2 separate regions of the Homo sapiens genome follow, and region 2 is linked to region 1. A link is a loop called in an ENCODE intact Hi-C map of the cell type or tissue named here. Cell type or tissue: endothelial cell of umbilical vein. All regions are shown on one strand. Each heading gives the region's core, and the rest is flanking DNA. Links, peaks and the distances in the headings are about the cores only. Region 1 overlaps CACNA1C (calcium voltage-gated channel subunit alpha1 C). Region 2 overlaps ITFG2-AS1 (ITFG2 antisense RNA 1).

Region 1 (5,370 bases), core at 265-5,264:
CTTGGAGCCACTGGGTATGGCAGCGGGGCAAGACATTTTAAGGAGGCCAAAGGCAAACATGTTTTAAGCTGCAAGCCTTCTAAAGCTGAATGAACAGGTACTTGCTAAGAGAGGCGAAGGTTAAACAAACGTTAGCTGGGATAGACAGAAGCTGAGGGTAGAGGCCATGGCTTTCAGACAGAAGAGCAAATGAATGAGGTATGCGTAGTTGAAAGCAATTCTAAGCAGAATTCCCATTTTGGTTTGGTGTGAGTGGAGAGACAGAAGTGATGGAGGAGAAGAACTGAGCAGAAGAAGACAAACAAAGGGCAGGGAACGCACCAGGATAAAGCTAAAGATGGACAGGGACCATGGAAAGGACTCTGTCCCGGGCCACCACCCCCAGGTCGGAAACCCACGGGCTTTTGTGTTTCTCCAAAGTGGAATTCCAGCTAGAAGGAGAGGGCCCTTCTTGCCTTTCTTGTGTGTTTGGAGTTACAGACACTGAGTTGAAATGCCCCTTCAGAACTCCCCTCGAGGGGTCTTTGGCCCCAAGGGGACTGGCAGCCGGGCTCCCAGCGTGGGGCTGCAGCTCCTGGCCCTCTTTTGCTCTTCCTGCTTTGTGTGTGAAGCTGTGGATGGCTGAGAGCTATGCCCTGTGCTACTGGCTGCAGTGACCAGTTTGCTGGCTGGAAGTGGCTGAAGCCTCAGGGTCTCACTGTTATCATGTGCAGCCTGATGGCTCCCAAGGTGTTATTACCTGCCAGAAACACACACTAAACAAGACTGATCACAGAATTGCCTGGGAGTTTCATCTTCCCCTGGGAAGGACAGCCCAGCGTCTAGTCATTCAAACAAACCAACCAACCTCCACCAACAAAAAGCCCATGAAGAATAAACGAATGAAATCAAGGTGCCAGTAGTACTAACTACATCAAAGAATTCCTTATGCCAGAGGGAGAGGTCACAAGATAGAGAAGAAAGGCAGAGAAACAGAGTGGGTGAGGCAGGGCGGGGCAGAGACTCAAAAAGGAAACAAACAGATGATTCCCTGGGTGGGAGCACCAAATATGAGAGTAAGTGGGCATCAACAGAAGTGGCCATGCTTCTCGAGGCACCCTACGTATCTTTGAGCCTTCCTGTGTCTCCTCACTACCAGCTCATGGCATCTTCTAGGTGCCTTTGCTTTACGAGCTTTCTGGAAAGAACCCCAGCAGCAGGTTGCTGAGCCTGTAGGAACTGAAGTGTCAGACACTGGCCAGGTACAATCAGTTGTCTGGCCACAACAAAAGGTGTGCTAGGCAACTTCCTCCCACCCTTACACGGAGGGGAAGGGAACAGAGGGCCGTATGTGGGTTGATAAGATGAGAACAGGAAAGGAAAGAGCATTTGAGGGAAACAAAAAGTGACACAGTTTGGGGCAGAAGGCAGAGGGCAAGGGGAGCCTGGATGGGTCAGAGCCGCATCAGGACCTCGGCAATCTCACACAGCTGAATTAACAACCCAAATTGGATGCCTATAAAAAAACAGGTTCCCATGACCTTTCGGGTCAAACCTGCAGGGTACTTCTCAAGGCAAAAGCTTTTGAGAAGACTTGCTGCACCAGGCCACTTCTCAGGCCCGTCTCTCTGTCTGCACCCCCTCAACCCCACATCACACCAGTTCACACAACAAGCCTCGCCCTAGACCTTGAGATCCGGGGCATTCGGCCTCCTCCCAGGGGACTGCTGATGGTCAGATGCTTCATCCCACTTCTAGGAATGAGGGTGGCTCTGCTAACTCTCTCAAGGGCCAGCCATACTCTTAAGCAGAGTAGAAAACAGCCTTTGTGGGGGGATGGGGAGGGACCTCACAAAAGTAATCTCCCCACTCAGGGGTCACGTTGCTAAAGGCTCACCTGAGATACAATAAACATTCCACCTGCAGGTTGAGCATCGCCTTCTCTTCAAGGTACAATGATCTATTAGAAGGGCAGCTCACTGAGTTGCTACCACCCAGCATGAATGACTGTGCTGGAATCACTTCATTTTGAAACAAGGCATCTTGGTAGCATTAGGTTTGTTGGGGGTGGGGGCTGTTGCCGAAAGTGGGAAGAAGCTGGAAGGGACTCCGAGGGCAACAGGAGGCTCCAGCAATGAGAAGGGGGGCTGGAGGGAGATGTCAAGGATAACCTCTGCCCCACCCAGCTGTCCTGAGACCACGGAACTTGATTTAATCTATGTGTCCTAGAACCAGCTCAGGCCACACCCACCAATGTCATCTAGACAATGGTTGGCAACAGCACCCACTGGAGCCCCCTACTGACCGGGAGTTCCGGTCAGCTTGCTGTGAAAAACCTGTGAAAATGAGCAAGCTGTTTCCTGCCTCTGGCCTTTTGTGTCCTCATCTAGAAAATTTGTATATCCTCAAGCAACATCACACAGCGGGTGCTCAAGGTACCTTTGAGGAATAAACAAATAAGGGTTTGGGCTAGGTGGTCTCTAAGGTGTGTACACCCTAATGTCCTTGGACAAATCTGCTTTCTGACCACATCTCTCTACCCTCCTTCCTCATCACAGCTATGGGCAGTGGGGGGCACTCAGCCTTGCCTTTCTTGTGCCCATTCTGGCCCCTTCTCTGCCATGGCAGGGGGCAGGAGGCGTGGTTACAGCCACAAAGGCAGACAGAGACAGCCAGGCCCACTGTCCAACGCAAGCACTGTGGGTTGCAGGCCGAGAGAGAGGGCTGGAGTCGTGCAGGCTGAGCTGACTCACCCCTGAGGGGGTGGACGTGCAGCAAGTAGCTCTCTCTATGACTCAGGACTGACTGCTTTTCCTCCATCCTTCCAGGACCCAGAGCCAGAGAGGAGCCCGGCTTGCTTGTGATTGTTGTGGAGAGTAGTGAGTGACAGTTATAGGAAGTTGTGCCTGGGGGCCTATGGTGGAAAGATACTAAGGTAGAAAGGCTTTCAGGGCCTGAAGGTGGGGAAGACTTGGGACCAGTATCCCGACATGCTGATCCCTGGACACTCTCTGCCCTGCCTTGTCGCTGCTTGCTCCTTCTGGCCCCCCTCCTCCCAGTCTCTTTCTTCAGCTGCAGATGCAGATGCCAACTGGGCAAAGGGAGTGGTGCTGCTCTGCGCCTCCTGGCGTTTGCCTTCTGTTCCCTGTAACCAGAGACACGGATCCGGGTGTGTAGCCTGCATTCTGTCTGAGCATCCCAGGGGGATCCCAGGCTTTGTGGATCCAGCATCCGCAGCATCAACCGACACAGAGAAGTCAAGTCAGGCAGCTCCGCCCCAAGTCCCGTTGCCAGGAGGCACTGAATGAGGAGTGCAGGAGCCACTGGGCCCTGCCCTTCAGTGATGCCCAGGCCAGCCTGGCCCAGGGATTTAGCCAGCGGGCACTGTGAAATGCAAGAGCCAATTCTTGGACAGAAATGAGTTTGAATCCAAGATTTGCCTCCCATTCACCGTGTGGCCTTGGGCAGATGTTCGTCCTGTCTGAGCCTTGATTTCCTCATGTGGAGAGTAAGCACACGGGTTTCATCCGATCATGTGTATGGTGTCCTCAGCATGATGCCTGATCCGTGCTCATCAGGTCATCCTCATGTCGGTCCTCTTCTCATGTTCACAGCCAGTGCCACCTTCGCTTAGCTTTATTTCCCTGCTCTGGACACTCCTGTGCATCGTGCAAAGCCTCCAGCAATTCCTCCTGAGAGCTGTGCCCAGAAGCTCCAGGGCCAGTGTTCTTTCCCCTCCCTGTGCCTGCTCTGCTCCCCGAAGGTCTTTCTCCTGCTCCTTTTCTCTGGAGAATCTCCAGGTGAGCTCCACCAAAGCCAAGGGAGCCTGTCCTCCCTTGCTGCCCTTCAGCACTGTGGCTTCAGGGATTATCTCTATGCAGATGATTCCCTGGAGGAAGCATCCCCATGACACCATGGGCGCCTGATGACAGGAAACACCACCTCAGAACCCAGCAAGGCAATGGGGGCAATGAAGCATCCACCTCCAGCTGTCAGAAAATGCCCAAGTCAGAATCACTGCAGGCTAGAGTTGCAAGAGACCATCCTAAACCTCTCACTCCTCACTTTTGCATTCAAGGAAATTGAGGCCCAGAGAATGGAGTTCATTGCTCTAAGTCACCAGAGCTGGAAGCATAATCAAGGCTTCTTCATTGACAACTTGGGAATGTTTCTCTATGTCCATAATGCAGGAATTCAGGCTGCCCAGCACTTTCTATTGTTCAGTATATTTTAAAATACAAAATGAAAAAGAAGTGTGTCGGGAAAGGCTGTTGGCCCAAGCAGTCAAATTAATTCCAGTTTGGGATGTTTAGGGAGCAGTTTCTGGTGCTGTAGTAACTTTCACGAACAATCACAGGAAAATATGATTTCAGACCCAAGCACTGAGGAAGAGCAAGAGGCTTCCCTAGAGCAGCAGGACATCGCACTCTTACCTCCCCGGCTCACAGAGGAAGAAAAGCTCGGATTTAGACCCAGGTGATGCATTGGCAGGAGAAGGGCCGGGGCCCATGGCTCAGATACTGAGGCTGAATTCAGCATGACCGCACGAGGGGGCCTGAAGACGGTCCTCTTGTGACACCTGGCAGTTGTTCAGCGGCATCTCCCAGATGAACAGAAGTTTGCGGGTCCCGATCTCCTCGCGCCAGAGGCCCTGGCCCAGGCCTCTCCGCTCCTCTGCCTCTTGTCGCTTCTTCTTCTCTAGTGCCGGGGCTTTGGGTACCATCTTGTTGTGAATGACTCCATCCCCAGGCCTCTGACCTGTGTGTCCACCTGACATCTCCCCTCCAAGGGCTAACAGATACGTCAAAACTGTGCTCTGGCATTTCCTAACTCACACAGGCCCCGCCTCCAGCCCGCCTCCTTGCCTACCTGCTCCATCCTCCTCTGATTTAGGCCAAACCTCCCAGTCCTCCTGGGCAATTCTCCTCCTGCCCCCATGCAGTCTGTCAGGAAACACTGTTAATTTTGCTTGCAAAACAGAGTGACGGGCTGGCCATTTTCCACCGCTTCTACTGCCACAACTTTGCTCCACGCTATGCATCTTCCACCTGGATGACTGCATTTGCCTTCTAAATGATCTTCCAGATTCCACCCTTGACTCCTACAGCCAGCCAGAGTGGTCTCTTTAAAAACCAGTCGGGTCACGTGACACCTCTGCTCAAAGCCACCAGTATGTCCCCTTCTTGCTCAGAGTAAAAGCCCAAAAGTGGAACCTGTTAGTTACCCCTCTGCTACCCTCACCTCTCCTTTCCCAGCTCAGTCCGCACCAGCCAGGTTGGCTCCTCCTGCCCTGCTACCTCTTCTCCCGATCTCCACATGGAGAATCCTCAATTCCTTCATGCCTTTGCTTTGTTCAACTGTCACCTCCTTAAGGAAGCCCATCTTATTTAA
Region 2 (5,370 bases), core at 49-5,048, 140 kb before region 1:
AACTTGTGTTTTTTTTTTTTTTTTTGAGACAGAGTTTCGCTTTTGTTGCCCAGGCTGAAGTGCAATGGCGTGATCTCGGCTCATTGCAACCTCTGCCTCCTGGGTTCAAGCAATTCTCCTGCCTCAGCCTCCCAAGTAGCTGGGGTTACAGGCATGTGCCACCATGCCCAGCTAATTTTTGTATTTTTAGTAGAGATGAGGTTTCCCCATGTTGGTCAGGCTGGTCTTGAACTCCTCACCTCAGGTGATCCGCCCGCCTCGGCCTCCCAAAGTGTTGGGATTACAGGCATGAGCCCCTGCACCTGGCCAAACTTGTTTTCTTATAAGCCTAAGGACCATCTAGATTTTTATTTATTTATTTATTTATTTTGTGTGTGTATACATAAAATGCACATGTAAATGTTTTCTTAAAAAAAATTCACCGAAACAAAAGCCACAGGCAAACCCATGTTTTTGAGATGCCATTATTCTAAGCAAGCTACGAGATGATCACTTCAAGTTAAAGTGAAAAGCTTCCTGAAGCCATACATTTCAAGGGAAATAAGTAATTCTACTTAATAGGACAATTTAAATCGGCTAATTTTAAAGCATCTATGTCTATAAATGAAGTGGTTTGTTTGCAAAATTCCTAAATGGAAAAATTTTATCACTGCCATCACTGGAGGTTTCCCCATCCAGATGAGGAAACAAGACACATCCCGGTGTGTTTTAATTAGCTAAACAAAACTGAGTTAAGTGAACATGTGACAGTTTCTCCAGTGGGCCATTCCTTAAAAACATTTTGAAATCTCTGTTGCTATATTGACTTAAAGTCATGATTCATGGAATATGTAAGACTTGGCTCATAGAAACCTAGTGAGATGGTTAGAGGTATTGGCAGTCTAGGACCTGCTGCCATAAATGTGTGAACAACCTTTGGTAATCTCAACTATTGACCTGTATGTTTCTTCTTTACCCCAATGTAGAGATTCAGTCAGGCTGGTGGGAAAAATATTAGGGATTGTTATAGAGATAGACAGAAATCTTCTTGGAAGGCCGAGAAGTTTGCATAATTTTGGTAATAGATCTGGCTAAAGGCAGCCTGGTCCCTTTACCTTTAGTTAAATAGATTAAAGTAGTAACAAAAGAATGTGGGGAAGTTATCTAGCTAGCTTGTTTACTCATATGGTCTTAAGATTAACCTTTGATGTACGGTGGGTGCTTAAGTGCTTTCTACTTGGGAAGTCCACAATGTCAATTACCCTCTAGTGGTATTGACTCAAGTCTTTTGTCAATAAATCTTTACCAATAAATGTGAGTCTCACTAGCTGGTCAGGGCTGAGTCGCAACTGTTTACAGGACTCTGCTGGAGTCTGTAAGCGGCTCGGAGACACTCAGCTGGACTGGCAAAGCAGAATATCTGAGTGTCAGTGTACTTCATTCATCTGTCACTGGGTCAGAGGTCTGCAAAGGACAGACCCCCTGCAGCTGGTGTCCCCGTGTGAGGAGTGCTACCACACCCCGACTCATTCCTTACATGTAGACTATTTTCTTTACTGGTTCAGCAAAAGCCAGGAAAAACAACTCTGTAGCAAGCAGAATGTTATTCGACTATATATTGTTTAATTTATTGTAAATACTGGTGAACAGTGGTCAATAAATAGTTTTATATTCCTTCAAAAAGAAAGAAAGAGCTTGCAGGGTGTGCATAGGTTGTCTGCAAACGCTGTGCCATTCTGTATCAGGGGCTTGAGCACCTGTGATGTTAGTATCTTCAAGGGAGGGTCCTGGAGCCAGTCCCCCACGTATACTGCGGACTGACTGTATTTGGATTTTGACAGAAGGCTGAGAAACCCAGAATGTCAGAGACAACCTCCCAGCCGTAGAAAGCCGAGTTAATATCAGGAGAAGCCAGTGGTTAAATTCACAGTCTTTTTACACACAAGAGCAAAACAAATTTTACAACAATGGTGGAAAAAACTCAGTGATCGCTCACTGAAGTGAATTAAAGGTGCAGTGATAGTTACAACATGGCAACCGCATATATTGACAAGCGAGATCTCATCCAAGAGTATAGGGTTTGATGGGGGGAGCGAGAGCCTCTCTGAGGATGCATCCTCCTTTGAAAGCACTCACCTCGCCCCTGCGTCCACGAACGTGGGAAAAGTGTGGGAGATGGCAGAGTCTCAGCAACCCCTCAATCCAGTTTGTCTCTTAGACAGCATCCATATCCCCCATCCTCCATCAGCTCCTTTTCCAGCTTCCCGATCCTGCAGTTGTTTTTGTACAGCGGAGAGGGAAGTGTCTGTGCTTAGGACAATGCTTCACATTGCCAGGAGAGGGCAGCAGATCACGCTCCCGTTCCCCGCGCTACCTCGGCGCTGTCCGGGATTCCGGTCAATTTTCAAGGGTCGTTGAGTGCTCATGGGAGCCAGGCTCTGTGCCAGGCACTGGGAGCGCAAAGCCAACTGAGATACGGGGCCCTACTTTGCAGGAGGCTGTGGTCTAAGAGGGCGAGGCAGCCATGGAAACATACAGGACCAGCGGGGCGAGGCGCTGGGGCAGAAGGCTCTTCAGGGGAGTGTGGGGTTCCCAGGAGGGGTATCAGAAAACACTCAGCAGAGGCCAGTCGCAGTGGCTCACGCCTGTAATCCCAGCACTTTGGGAGGCCGAGGCCGGCGGATCACTTGAGGTAAGGAGTTCGAGATCAGTTTGGCCAACATGGTGAAACCCCGTAGCTACTAAAAATACAAAGATTAGCTGGATGTGGTGGCTGGTGCCTACAGGCTGCTCGGGAGGCTGAGGCACGAGAATCACTTGAATCCTGGAGGCAGAGGTTGCAGTGAGCTGAGATCGCGCCACTGCACTCCAGCCTGAGTGACAGAGCTAGACTCTGTCTGAAAACAATCAATCAAACAAACTATACCCCACACAGCCAGCAGGAAGAGGTGCTTGAGCTGAGTCTTGGAAGCGGGTAGGTTTTTCCGGTTCCTAGGCCAGGCAGGGCACCCCAGGCAGGGGAGTCGGGGCTGAGTGTGATGCTACAGGGTGCGCTCAGGTTTGAACACAGAGCACTGGGGGCAGGAGGAGGATCTCAGAAAGGGGGAGGATCACGGAGGGCTGTCCTCCTTGGCCATGCTAAGACCTGAGACCTCCTGGGCTCAGGCCATCCTCCTGCCTCAGCCTACGGAATAGCTGGGACTACAGGCGTGTGTCACCATGCCCAACAAATTTCTCAATTATTTGGAAAGATGGGGTCTCCCTATGTTGCCAAGGCTGGTCTCAAACTACTAGGCTCAAGTGACCCTCCTGCCTCAGCCTCCCAAAGTGCTGAGATTGATGATGTGAACCACCACACTGGTCCAGTTCAATGATTTTTAGTATATTTGGTATATTTACAGAATTGTGCAACCATCACCAAAATCTACTTCTGGAACATTCTATCATCCCAGAAAGAAACTTGTGCCCATCAGAGTTACTTTTCATTCTCATCCCCAGCCCTAGGCAACAAGTTGTCTACTTTCTGTCTCTATATTAGGCTGTTCTGGATATTTCATATAAACTGAATCAGGCAATGTGAGTTCTTTTGCATCTGGCTTCTTTCATGAAGCATTGCATTGTTGAGGTTGATCAATGTAGTAGCATGCACCAGAACTTCCTTTTGATTGCTGAACAGTATTCCATTGTATGTTCCATGTTTTAATCCCTTTGCCCGTTGATGGGCATTTGGGTTGTCTTGACCTTTTGGTTCTTGTGAATGGTGCTGCCATGAACATTCACATACAAGCCTTTGTGTGGACATACATTTTCATCTTCCCTGGGTACATACTTAGAAGTGAAGTTGCTGGGTTTAAGGCAATTCTGTTTTTAACATTTTGAGAAACTGTCATACTATCTTCCAAAAAAGTGGCTGCACCATTTTATTTGTTTATTTATTTATTTAGAGGCGGAGTTTCACTCTTGTTGCCCAGGCTGGAGTGCAATGGTGCAATCTCGGCTCAGTGCAACCTCTGCCTCCCGGATTCAAGTGATTCTCCTGCCTCAGCCTCCCAAGTGGCTGGGATTACAGGCATGTGCCACTGCACCCGGCTAATTTTGTATTTTTTTATGGTGAAAAGATATACATATATTTAGAATTAGCCAGCTGGACTCAGTTTAGATGATCCCAATTTTGTTGGCAACATCCAAAGCATCATAATCAGGAGATGGCTGAACATACGCCTTCTTCTCTCCATCAGGCCGAATCAGGGTGTTGAATTGGGCCACGTCAATGTTATAGAGCTTCTTCACAGCCTGTTTGATTTGGTGCTTGTTGGCTTTAACGTCCTTAATGAACACAAGCATGTTGTTGTTGTCTTCTATCTTCTTCATGGCCGGCTCAGTGGTCAGCAGAAACTTAATGACAGCATAGTGGTCAAGCTCATTTCTCCTGGGGGTGCTCTTCCGAGGATCTTTGGGTTGCCTCTGGAGTCGCAGTGTCTTGGGCCACTGGAAGGTTGGTGACATGTAGATCTTCTGTTTTTTGTGGCTGTGGACACCTTTCAACACTGCCTTCTTGGCCTTCAAAGCCTTGGCTTTGGCTTTAGGAGTGGCAGGAGCTTCCTTCTCTGCTTTCAGTGCCATCTTGTGAAAAAGTAATTTTGTATTTTTAGTAGAGACAGGGTTTCACCATGTTGGTCAGGCTGGTCTCAAACTCCTGACCCAGGCTGGTCTCGAACTCTTGATCCACCCACCTCGGTCTCCCAAAGTGCTGGGATTACAGGTGTGAGCCATTGCGCCCAGCCTGCACCATTTTGTATTTTCACTGGCAGTGTATGAGGATTTTGATTTCTCCACATCCTCTCCAACACTCGCTGTTATCTGCTGATTGGTTATAGTCGTTCTAGTGGGTGTGAAGTGACATCTCATTGTGGATCAATTTACATTTTCCTAGTGACTAGAGATGTTGAGCGCTTTTTAATGTGCTTATTGGACATTCATGTATGTTCTTAGGCCAGGCACAGTGGCTCACGTCAGCACTTGGGAGGCCAAGGAGAGCGGGTCGTGAAGCTAGGAGTTTGAGACCAGCCTGACCAACATGATGAAGTGTTGGGAACAGGCCCCAAAATCTGGCCATAAACTGGCCCCAGAACTGGCCATAAACAAAATCTCTGCAGCACTGTGACATATTTGTGATGGCCATGAGGCCCACGCTGGAAGGTTGTGGGTTTACTGGAATGAGATTTTATCCATTTTAATGGGTTACTAGCTGCTAATCTGTCTGCAGCTACTTCAAGCACTCCAGTTCCTGGCACTAAGGTCAGGTGTGCCTGGCATGCTTTAAATATTTGTCCTTTTAATTTTACAATTAAATTTTTTTTTGAGATGGAGTCTTGCAGTGTTGCCCAGGCT

The links. A loop is a pair of places that touch in the nucleus more often than their neighbours do. Peaks named below come from ENCODE experiments on the same cell type or tissue, not always from the same donor. Only the 100,000 strongest peaks of a DNase experiment are listed, where the experiment ranks them.
Region 2: it touches region 1 in a loop (8-fold over the local background); 1 of 110 quality-filtered maps calls a loop at or near these places.

Annotation. Positions count from the first base shown.
Region 1 is chr12:2,638,266-2,643,635 of GRCh38, reverse strand. The region is part of intron 30 of CACNA1C (calcium voltage-gated channel subunit alpha1 C); the gene reads right to left. Among named protein-coding and RNA genes, the nearest start is that of CACNA1C-AS2, 31 kb to the left of the region's middle. RefSeq lists an enhancer at 4,590-5,091. In endothelial cell of umbilical vein, for the core only: CTCF peaks have their summits at 2,295 (motif pointing left) and 3,120; DNase peaks (open chromatin) are centred at 2,285 and 2,785; H3K27ac peaks cover 1,903 bases.
Region 2 is chr12:2,781,136-2,786,505 of GRCh38, reverse strand. The region is part of intron 2 of ITFG2-AS1 (ITFG2 antisense RNA 1); the gene reads left to right. It also overlaps the pseudogene RPL23AP14. Among named protein-coding and RNA genes, the nearest start is that of FKBP4, 11 kb to the left of the region's middle. RefSeq lists an enhancer at 2,578-3,079. In endothelial cell of umbilical vein, for the core only: a CTCF peak has its summit at 2,304 (motif pointing right); a DNase peak (open chromatin) is centred at 2,315; H3K27me3 peaks cover 1,788 bases.